2 separate regions of the Homo sapiens genome follow, and region 2 is linked to region 1. The links are chromatin contacts, found by Hi-C or POLR2A ChIA-PET in ENCODE. All regions are on one chromosome and are shown on one strand. The core of a region is the stretch at or near the end of the contact, and the rest is flanking DNA. Distances in the headings are between cores, read along the strand shown.

What was found. Hi-C counts contacts between places; a loop is a spot of excess contacts on that map. ChIA-PET counts read pairs that join two places held with the same protein, here RNA polymerase II (POLR2A). Pooled maps may share reads with other maps.
Region 2: a pooled map shows a loop between it and region 1 (4-fold over the local background). The contact joins two enhancer-like sites. A Hi-C loop is called at or near these places in 1 of 50 pooled maps. POLR2A ChIA-PET finds 5 or more read pairs at or near these places in 4 of 52 experiments (AG04450, B cell and activated CD4-positive, alpha-beta T cell).

What each region holds. Positions count from the first base shown.
Region 1 is chr18:2,604,264-2,609,294 of GRCh38, forward strand. NDC80 (NDC80 kinetochore complex component) reads left to right here. Exons shown (of 17, transcript NM_006101.3): 14 at 2,152-2,244; 15 at 4,437-4,567. Among named protein-coding and RNA genes, the nearest start is that of NDC80, 35 kb to the left of the region's middle. Within about 2 kb of position 1,573, at least 4 of the 41 ENCODE cell types and tissues checked have a DNase peak (open chromatin) inside an H3K27ac peak, as active enhancers do; they include B cell, where a contact is called at or near this core.
Region 2 is chr18:3,583,746-3,588,228 of GRCh38, forward strand. All of the region lies in intron 7 of DLGAP1 (DLG associated protein 1), which reads right to left. Among named protein-coding and RNA genes, the nearest start is that of DLGAP1-AS1, 8.1 kb to the right of the region's middle. RefSeq lists an enhancer at 3,193-3,362. Within about 2 kb of position 2,191, at least 6 of the 41 ENCODE cell types and tissues checked have a DNase peak (open chromatin) inside an H3K27ac peak, as active enhancers do; they include B cell, where a contact is called at or near this core.

The DNA.
Region 1 (5,031 bases), core at 323-2,822:
GAGAAGTGATAGCTGGGCTGAGTTGTGAATAACAAGTAGGTGTTGGCCAATGGATACACAGAAGGATGCTCATGTTCATCCACATGCATGCACACACACATACACCTTGAGGACCAGAGACCAAGGAGTACAGCATGGACCGGGCATAGTGGCTCACGCCTGTAATCCTAGCACTTTGGGAGGCCAAGGCGGGTGGATGGCTTGAGCTCAGGAGTTCAGGACCAGCCAGGCAACATGGCAAAACCCAGCCACTACCAAAAATATAAAAATTAGCTGGATGTAGTGGCATGCACCTGTAGTCCCAGCTACTCTGGAGGCTGAGGTGGGAGATTGCTTGAGCCCTGGAGGTGGAGGCTGCAGTGAGCTGAGATTGTGCCACTGCACTCCAGCCTAGGTGACAAAGTGAGACCCTTTCTCCAAAAAGAAAAAACAAAGAGCACAGCATATTAGTAAATTACCATGAGTGTAAGTGAGATAAGGGAGAAGCCTGGAGAGACAAGAACCTAATTATGAAGGGGCTTGCCTTACTGGTTGAATTTTTTTGTATTCTTTAGGCAGTAGAGATCAATGAAGATTTATAAGTAAGGAAATAACAATAATTATTGTTATTTTAGTAATTTCACACTGTTGGCCTTTTGAAGAATAGATGAGAGGTGCATGAGACGAGACCATGCAATTAAGAGACCTATCAATATCCTATACAGTGAATAGTAAATGGTAGGGACCCAAAGCAAGGCTATTACAGTGAAGACGGAGAAAGGAGATTTAAAGATGGAAACAACAGTTTGGTTGTCCATTTGTATGTGAAGGTCAAGAAAGAAATCAAGAATGCCCAGGTGTCTTATCTTTGGCAGATGGGTATGTGGTGATGTTCTTTACCTTGATAAAGAATATAAAAGAGAAGTATATAGAAGAGAGAATTGTAGGTTGGGATATGCTGAGTTTCAGGTCTCTGGGGCATCAAAGTGGAGAATGTCCAGTAGGCAATTGGAGTCGGGCGGGCTATATGTATGTGTGTGTGTGTGTGTGTGTGTGTGTGTGTGTGTGTGTGTGTGTGTGTGTGTGTATGTACACAATGGAAATGTGTACTTTGGGACTCAGAAAAAAATGTTTAAGTAATTAATGCAGCTTTAGTAATGCTGACATGGAAAGTAGAAGCTGCTCAGAGATGAGTAAACATGCTTTTGACCAACCATGAGAATCAGTGGAAGTTCTGGTTACTTGAGTATCTGTTGTTGTTATTACAAGTGAATTTAAAACAACTCGTTTAACTTGTTAGTTACTGCAGATATAACATACCTTTAGAAAAAGTTCTTGGTGTTAGATCTGGTTTTGAGTTCTGGGCGTATGCTAGTTGTATATGTCACTACCCTGTGTTTTGTAGCAAATAATAATAGCTTCACTAAATTTGAACCCCTAAATTTTTTTTTAATTTCATATGTGTGTAGAATTATCCTTTAAAAAAAAGTCAGCTATTTATACATTTTACTCTTTTGTGTTTCCTGCAGGAAACAGTTTCCTCTTGGTATAGCTGAAGAACATTCTCTATTAATTGCTGACATCAACTGGTATCAGCACTTGCCAACAGGAAATGAACTTGAAAAACACTTTTTTCTTTCAGTTTTGGTTTCAACTGATCTTAAAGTTCAAGCTTTAACAAGATTAAATGTGGTTACCTTATTACTTTTTGAAGGAATGCATGACTATAATAGCAAACATCCAATAAAATTAATACAAACAATTCTTTTTTAACATTTTAGAAAATGAACATACAAATGAAAAGCTAAATAGCTGTAGTAGATATAGTCTAAATAAAGCTAGATTTCAAATCCAGAGGCAAAAATTATTTATATATGAATAAATTGATATAACAATATTAATAATATATAATATATATGAGAGCTTAAAAAGCACTCCCACAACAACTAGTGGAAAAACAGATATTAACATCGTTAACTTTGAGGTTTCTTTGAAATTAATTTCTCTTTGGAGAATAATAAAGTTTTTGGACAAATGATAAGTGAGAGTCCAAAAGGACTAGAAGAAATAACATTGTTCAGTTAGTTGATTGATAATATAAAAACTCTATAACTTGTTAAAATATCTTTGATGTATAGTTATGATTTCTCAACCAAAGTTTTATTTCCCCAGTTGAATGCAATGATAACAGAAAGCAAGAGAAGTGTGAGAACTCTGAAAGAAGAAGTTCAAAAGCTGGATGATCTTTACCAACAAAAAATTAAGGTAAGAACTTTGCCACAGTTTGCGTAGGTTATCAAAAGCTATGTCATGATTGCTTGATGAGTCACATATTCTGACATCAAAATCAAAATCTTTAAGCTATATATATCCTATAATTTGTATCTTGGGTTAGTTTTCTCTGCCAAAGTTTATCGTAAGGAGTCATTTTATTTTGTTCTTTAAAGGACATTTTTCTGGATTAGGGCTGTTTTACCATAGAAAAGGAACATTTACTTTTCCTTTATCTGGTATTTTATACTTGCATATGACTCAGTATCCTTGCAAAACTAAACAGAATCTCTCCTACCTTTTTGTAGAGATTTATTGTTATGTACTGCTAAAGCCTGAACCCCAATAAGGTCTTTTGAATATGTAGTTGCCCACCAAGAGTCATTGTAAACTGACTATCCTGGTCAAATTCCAAAGACTGTTTACGTGCAATCTAGAAGGTGGGTAAAATAAAAAGACTGATTCTTCAACATTCTACTGTCTGACCAGCATTTTACTTAAAGTATTCAGATGACTCTATTCATTACCACTTACACAATTCATGTGAAAATTTTAACTATGCCAATATTTTTTACTTATGTCAACAAAGTATTAGGAATTGAAAACTTTTCTCTTTGCCTGTGTTATATTTAGGACCTATTTGTTTTCTTAAACGGTGTGAAATGTTTAGAAAATATACCACATAATATGATCTAAATGTGAAATATAAGACATTGGTAATCATTTTTCTTTTTTCACACATCCTCCATGACAATGCTTGAGTTTACTCTCTGACGCACTTAAATGAAAGGTTTTATGATACTTAATCTTCACAAACCTTAGAAATGATTAATTTGGGCTACTTTGCCTGTGCATAGTTAATACATCTGTGAAATAAGGACCTAGATAAGGCTTCCTTGAAGCTCATGGGAAAAAATCTTAATTAAAATATTATAAAATTTCCTGTTGTTCAGACTGGAAAATACTGCTGAATGAATCCTATGCAAGCTTTTTGAAAAGGTCACATTTGGTAAATACTTCCAACTCACCAAAAAACTAAAAAACTTCACTACTGAATTCTAGTCAGTTGACCTTGGCGCCCTAAAAACTGAACCAATTTTATTTAGTTTCTGCATCTTTGAGAATAAAGTGACTTTTTAATTTTTTAAAGGAAAAAGTATTTTTTGTTCATAATATAAATACTCATTAGAAACAATAGAGACTCGAGAGAAATGTATAAAATGGGAACTGAAATGTACCTTATAATCCACCATAATCCCATCACTAGAAACAATGGTTAAAGTTTAGGGAGTGTCTTCCAGATATACAAACATATATTTTTTTAATGGTACCAAATTATACATAGTTTTTCATAATCTGTCTTTCTCAAGAAAAGATATCATGGATATCTTTTCATACAAATGTAGAGAGAGCAATCCTTCTATTGTGTTTTTATTTTACATATATACATAGTATATATATATATATATATATATATATATATATAACTTATTTAGCTAGCCCCTTATTAATTTTTTCCCTAAATTTTCAACTGACCAATAATGTTGCTGTGAATATCTTTGTATATCTTTATGTATTTTTCCATTCCTTCCCTTTGATAAATTTCTGAAGCATCGAATTAAAGTTTATATATATTTTAAAGCTTATATATATTTTAAATTTTAATAAATATTTTCAAATTAAAAAATAATAAAATCACCTTTTTTTTTTGAGACAGTGTCTCGCTCTGTCGCTCAGGCTGGAATGCAATGGCACAGTCTCAGCTCACTGCAACCTCCACCTCCTGGGTTCAAGCGATTCTCATGTCTCAGCCTCATGAGTAACTGGGATTACAGGTGCATGCCACCATGCCCAACTAATTTTTGTATTTTTAGTAGAGATGGGGTTTCACCTCGCTGGCCAGGCTGGTCTCAAACCCTTGACTTCAAGTGATCCACCCACCTCAACCTCCCAAAGTGCTGGGATGACGGGCATGAGCCACCATGCCCAGCCGCATTTGTTTTTATAATACAGGATTCCCAAAGGAGCACTTTAAAGTCTCTTGCATGTAAAACAGTAAGCATCTTGAGAATACAAATGATGCAACCTGATTTTATTTAAGTGCTTTTTATAATTGTTTTAAATCCACCTAGAGTATACAGAATGTGAATATCAAGAAACCCATAACCGTGACTTTATCCTGATAGGAAGCAGAGGAAGAGGATGAAAAATGTGCCAGTGAGCTTGAGTCCTTGGAGAAACACAAGCACCTGCTAGAAAGTACTGTTAACCAGGGGCTCAGTGAAGCTATGAATGAATTAGATGCTGTTCAGCGGGAGTAAGTTTATCTCACCAAGATTTATACGTTTATTTTCAGATTATTAATTTAACAGTTCCATAAAATTAGATCTATTTTTATTTGCTTTAATTTATAGTATACAGCTATTTAGGATGGAAAGAATGGTATATAGAACTTAAGTACAACTGCTTATAACTCGAGAACTTTCCCTATCAACAGATACATTCTGTTAGTATTAGAGTTACTGTCCACCAAGAAATCATTAATCGTTAGATCTAGTTAATACATGGCTTTTAATCCCTGAAAACAACATAAAAAATTTTAAATCAATTCAAATAAATTTGGCTGTTAGTGAATTTTAATAAAATTCCACTAAGCTTTAATAAATTCCACTGAGCTCATGTTTTTATTTCCTAGAAATTATGTATATTATATAGTAAAATGTAATTATACTATAAATTATAGTCAGTCTACTATAACACAGCATATGCCTTCCAAATAGT
Region 2 (4,483 bases), core at 941-3,440, 980 kb after region 1:
GAGACGAGCCTGGTCAACATGGTGAAACCTCATCTGTACTAAAAATACAAAAATTAGCCGGGTGTGGTGGTGCATGCCTGTAATCCCAGCCACTTGGGAGACTGAGGTAGCAGAATTGCTTGAACCTGGGGGGAGGAGGTTGCAGTGAGCTGAGATCGTGCCACTGCACTCCAGCCTAGGCCACAGAGCAAGATTCGGTCTAAAAAAAATGGTGGGGGCCTGAATCTAGGCTGCTGAGTACAATTTTGGACCCGTACAAGGGGGTCAAGGTCTATTTGGAGGCTCCCGACAGCAGCCTCAGCCCCTCCCTCTAGCCATTTGATTACAACGCTGAGGGTTTTGAAGAAGCTTTACACGTTGGCTTTCAGTTTCTCATTTGTAAAGCATGATTTAAGAAAATAAGGATCAAAAATGAATTAAGTTTCCAAGTGGGACTCCGGTCAGTGAAGCACAATTCCTTAAGCAGCTATTATAAATTCATTCAAATAATTATGCTTCCATCATTTCCTCCCCACCCCACCCCAGCCCACCCACTCTCACAGGTGGTGTCACTGTGGCTCCATCACATCAGCTAGACCTGGCCATGCAGTCCCAACTTGTTACCTACAGTTCCAGCTGCCAACTCAGGCCATCTCACTGAATGAAATACTTGCTTCAACATTGAAGATGTTTCCTCTGGCCACTCAGAGGAAACACCCTATAATGAACAATAAACAAAAGGACTCTATTATGCTGTCCTGCTGTTTCAGTGGCCTATGATTTGGAGTAATTTCCTTAACCATAAAATAGATGGAGACAATAATGTTTGGCTATTTCCCAGGGATTGCCTGAGTATTGGAGGAATAAATCAAGCAAATGTCTCATTACAATATCATATGGACTCTGGGATGGGGAAAGACAAGGTGCATGACATAGAGGCAGTCACCCCTCATTCCCTGGGTGGATGACTGGCAGAGGCCCAGCCCAGGAGAACTTCCCATCTATGTTGACTCATGAAACACACAACTTCATCTCTCTTTTTTTTAGAGATAGGGTCTCACTCTGTCATCAGGTTGGAAGGCAGTGGCACGATCATGGCTCACTGCAGCCTCGATCTCCTAGGCTCAAGCAATCCTCCCACTTCAATCTCTTGAGCAGCTGGGACTAACAGGTGTGCACCACCACATCCAGCTAATTTTTTATTTTTTGTAGAGATGGGGGTCTTGTTGTGTTGCCCAGGCTGGTCTTGAACCCCTGGCTTCAAGCGATCCTCCCATCTTGGCCTCTCAAAGTGCTGGGATTAGAGGCATTAGCCACTATGCCATGCCCGGCCCATCTTTATCATTTGAATGCAGCTCAACAATAAGTGTCGACTTCCTCATTTTTTAGCTAATGCACCTGACAGGAAATACGACTCAGGGAAAATACAGTGCTTGCAAGGTGCAGAGTCAGGAGCGAGCCAGCCAGCCTCAGGTTCTTCCCACTAGCCCACAGCTAAGCCTCTGGCTAAACAATGCCAGTGCATATACATTGTAAATATCTTGCCTCACTCAATTTAGTTTCTTGCATCCAAACCATGGTGGAGCTCTGGTTCCCAGAGAGGCATGAGTGATGGTAGTCCTGCTGGGAGTAACGCTCATCTCAGTGATTCAGCTGAAGACCCAGAGTGGGTGGGAGCCATAATTAGGATAGAACCTCTCCCTGCTAAAATTGAATGAAACTACAGCATTGTACCACTTCTCCTAAGACATGTCTTTACAACGTGAACTCACTATTTTGTTCAAAATGGATTCTCAGGACATTCCGCCCACTGATATTTCAAGAAGCTAAATAACATATTCCAACATCAAATGTCTGATCTTTTGGATTATGTATTGCTTCTTGTTAGCTCTCCTTGGTTTCTTCTTTTAGTGTGGATAATCCAAACTGGACAGTGAGGCCAGGCACAGTGGTTCACACCTGTCATCCCAGCGTTTTGGGAGACTATGGTGGGAGGACTGCTTGAGTCCAGGAGTTGCAGACCAGCCTGGGCAAGATAACGAGATCCCATCTCTACACAATTAGAAAACAAAACCAAACAGTCCCCCTCCAAAAAAAAGCTAGATAATTCAGCCAAATATGGAATCATTTGATTTGCTGTGACATACAGTAAAAATCCTGCCATGATGTGATAAGTGGGGGTGGGAGGGGCTAGTTCACATTGTTTCCAACGCATGACTGACCTTGGGGACTGAGCCTCCAGTGCGGCTCCTACACTCCCCAGGCCAACTGCAATTGGACGCCACCTGGTGGCTGTTGTCAGCTCATCTTCGCTATCGATAGGGATAACTCTGGATACCTTGCTCAACAGGGACATTGGCAGAGTTCCAGTAATGCTTGACATCTACCATGGTTAGACTGGACAGGGAGAATACTGGAGACATGGCTTCTCCAACAGGGTGGTCCAGCCCCCAACACCCAAAGAAGATAAGATTTTGAGATCCCCCCCAACTTCGAATAAGGGAGCTGAATGGAGGGCAGGAACCATCTCCCATGTTGTTATACGGAGGGACATTACTCATTATTATGAGGCTTAAGGAAAGGAACCATCTCCCATGTTGTTATACGGAGGGGCATTACTCATTATTATGAGACTTAAGGACAGGAACCATCTCCCATGCTGTTATGCTGAGGGACTTTACTCGTTATTATGAGGCTTCACTGCAGTGAGCGGCACTGTCCAGTCATGGGCTAGGAAGGTAAAAGGAATTCAAATCTTCATGACTGCTTTTTTTTTTTCAACTACAGACGGGATCTCACTGTGCTGTGTACGCTGGCCTTGAACTCCCAGATTTAAGAGATCCTCCCCCTCTGCCTGCTGAATAGGTGGCACAACGGGCGCATGCCACCATGCCCGGCTTAAGATTGCCATTTGAAGGAGAGGAAAGGGATTCAAATCACAACTCACACTTCCCCATAGTTCCCCTTCTTCATTTTCCAATTCTTCTGCACTCCAAAACTCATACAACGAAATCCTTCCATTTTCCCCAACATCCCCCTTTCCTAGATTTGCTAAGCCCTAAACCCACACTTCTCTCCTAAGGGTATTTTGTTTGTTGGTTGGTTGGTTTCAGTTCTACTCTCAGAATTCAGTGCCAGGAAAGATTTAGAACCCACTGAGAAGGTCTGAGCACCAGCAGGTGTGTGACACATAAGAGTGAGACTGAAGGAGGGTGAAACACCAGCCAATATGTTTGTCTTGCCTGGTCAAAACAGAAAGAGAAAATGAGAAAGAGAAAAAGAGAAAACGAGCAGTTTCTATACAGTAAGTGAAACATCTGATTTGTTTAAGAGTGACGTTCTCTTTTTATTTTGAGACGGAGTTTCGCTCTTGTCGCCCAGGTGCAATGGTGCAATCTCGGCTCACTGCAACCTCTGCCTCCCGGGTTCAAGCAATTCTCCTGCCTCAGCCTCTGGAGTAGGTGGGATTACAGGCCTGCGCCACCATGCCTGGCTAATTTTTGTGGGTTTAGTAGAGACAGAGTTTCACCATGTTGGCCAGGCTAGTCTCAAACCCCTGACCTCAGGTGATTCACCTGCCTCGGCCTCCCAAAGTGCTGGGATTACAGGCATGAGCCACCGCTCCCTGCAAGAATTGAGAGGTGAAGCCAGCTGGACTTCCTGGGTCGAGTGGGGACTTGGAGAACTTTTCTAGCTAAAGGATTGTAAACGCACCAATCAGCACCTGTGTCTAGCTAAAGGATTGTAAACGCACCAATCGGCACTCTGTAAAAACGGACCAATCAACACTCTGTAAAACGGATCAATCAGCAGGACGTGGGCGGGGACAAATAAGGGAATAAAAGTTGGCCACCCCAGCCAGCAGCAGCAATCCCGCTTGGGTCCCCTTCCATGCTGTGGAAGCTTTGTTCTTTCGCTCTTCACAATAAATCTTGCTGCTGCTCACTCTTTGGGTCCACACTACCTTTATGAGCTGTAACACTCATTGTGAGGGTCTGTGGCTTCATTCCTGAAGTCAGCGAGACCACTAACCCACCGGGAGGAACAAACAACTCCGCACACACCAGCTTTAAGAGCTGTAACACTCACCATGAGGGTCCGCGGCTTCATTCTTGAAGTCAGCAAGACCAGGAACCCACAAGAAGGAATAAATTCCAGACACAGAATGACGTTCTCAAAAACAATGATTTTTAAAATGTAAGTGGAACTTGAAAAAAGAAATGATGCTGTATTTTTTATCACCATTACTGCTTTCCTTTGCCCTGATAAGTTTTTTGTTCATTTCAAATGAAATTATTTTTTTCCTCATCTGGCTGAAAGGACTCTTATCCATTTATGAGAGAGTTGCAGAACTAGAGCTGCAGATTTCAGTGACATTTTCATTCAGTGGATACTGTAGTGCACAGAGAGACCAGAGGTTGGTATTTACATTTAAGAAGTTATATATTTTTGGGGCCGGGCGCTGTGGCTCACGCCTGTAATCCCAGAACTTTGGGAGGCTGAG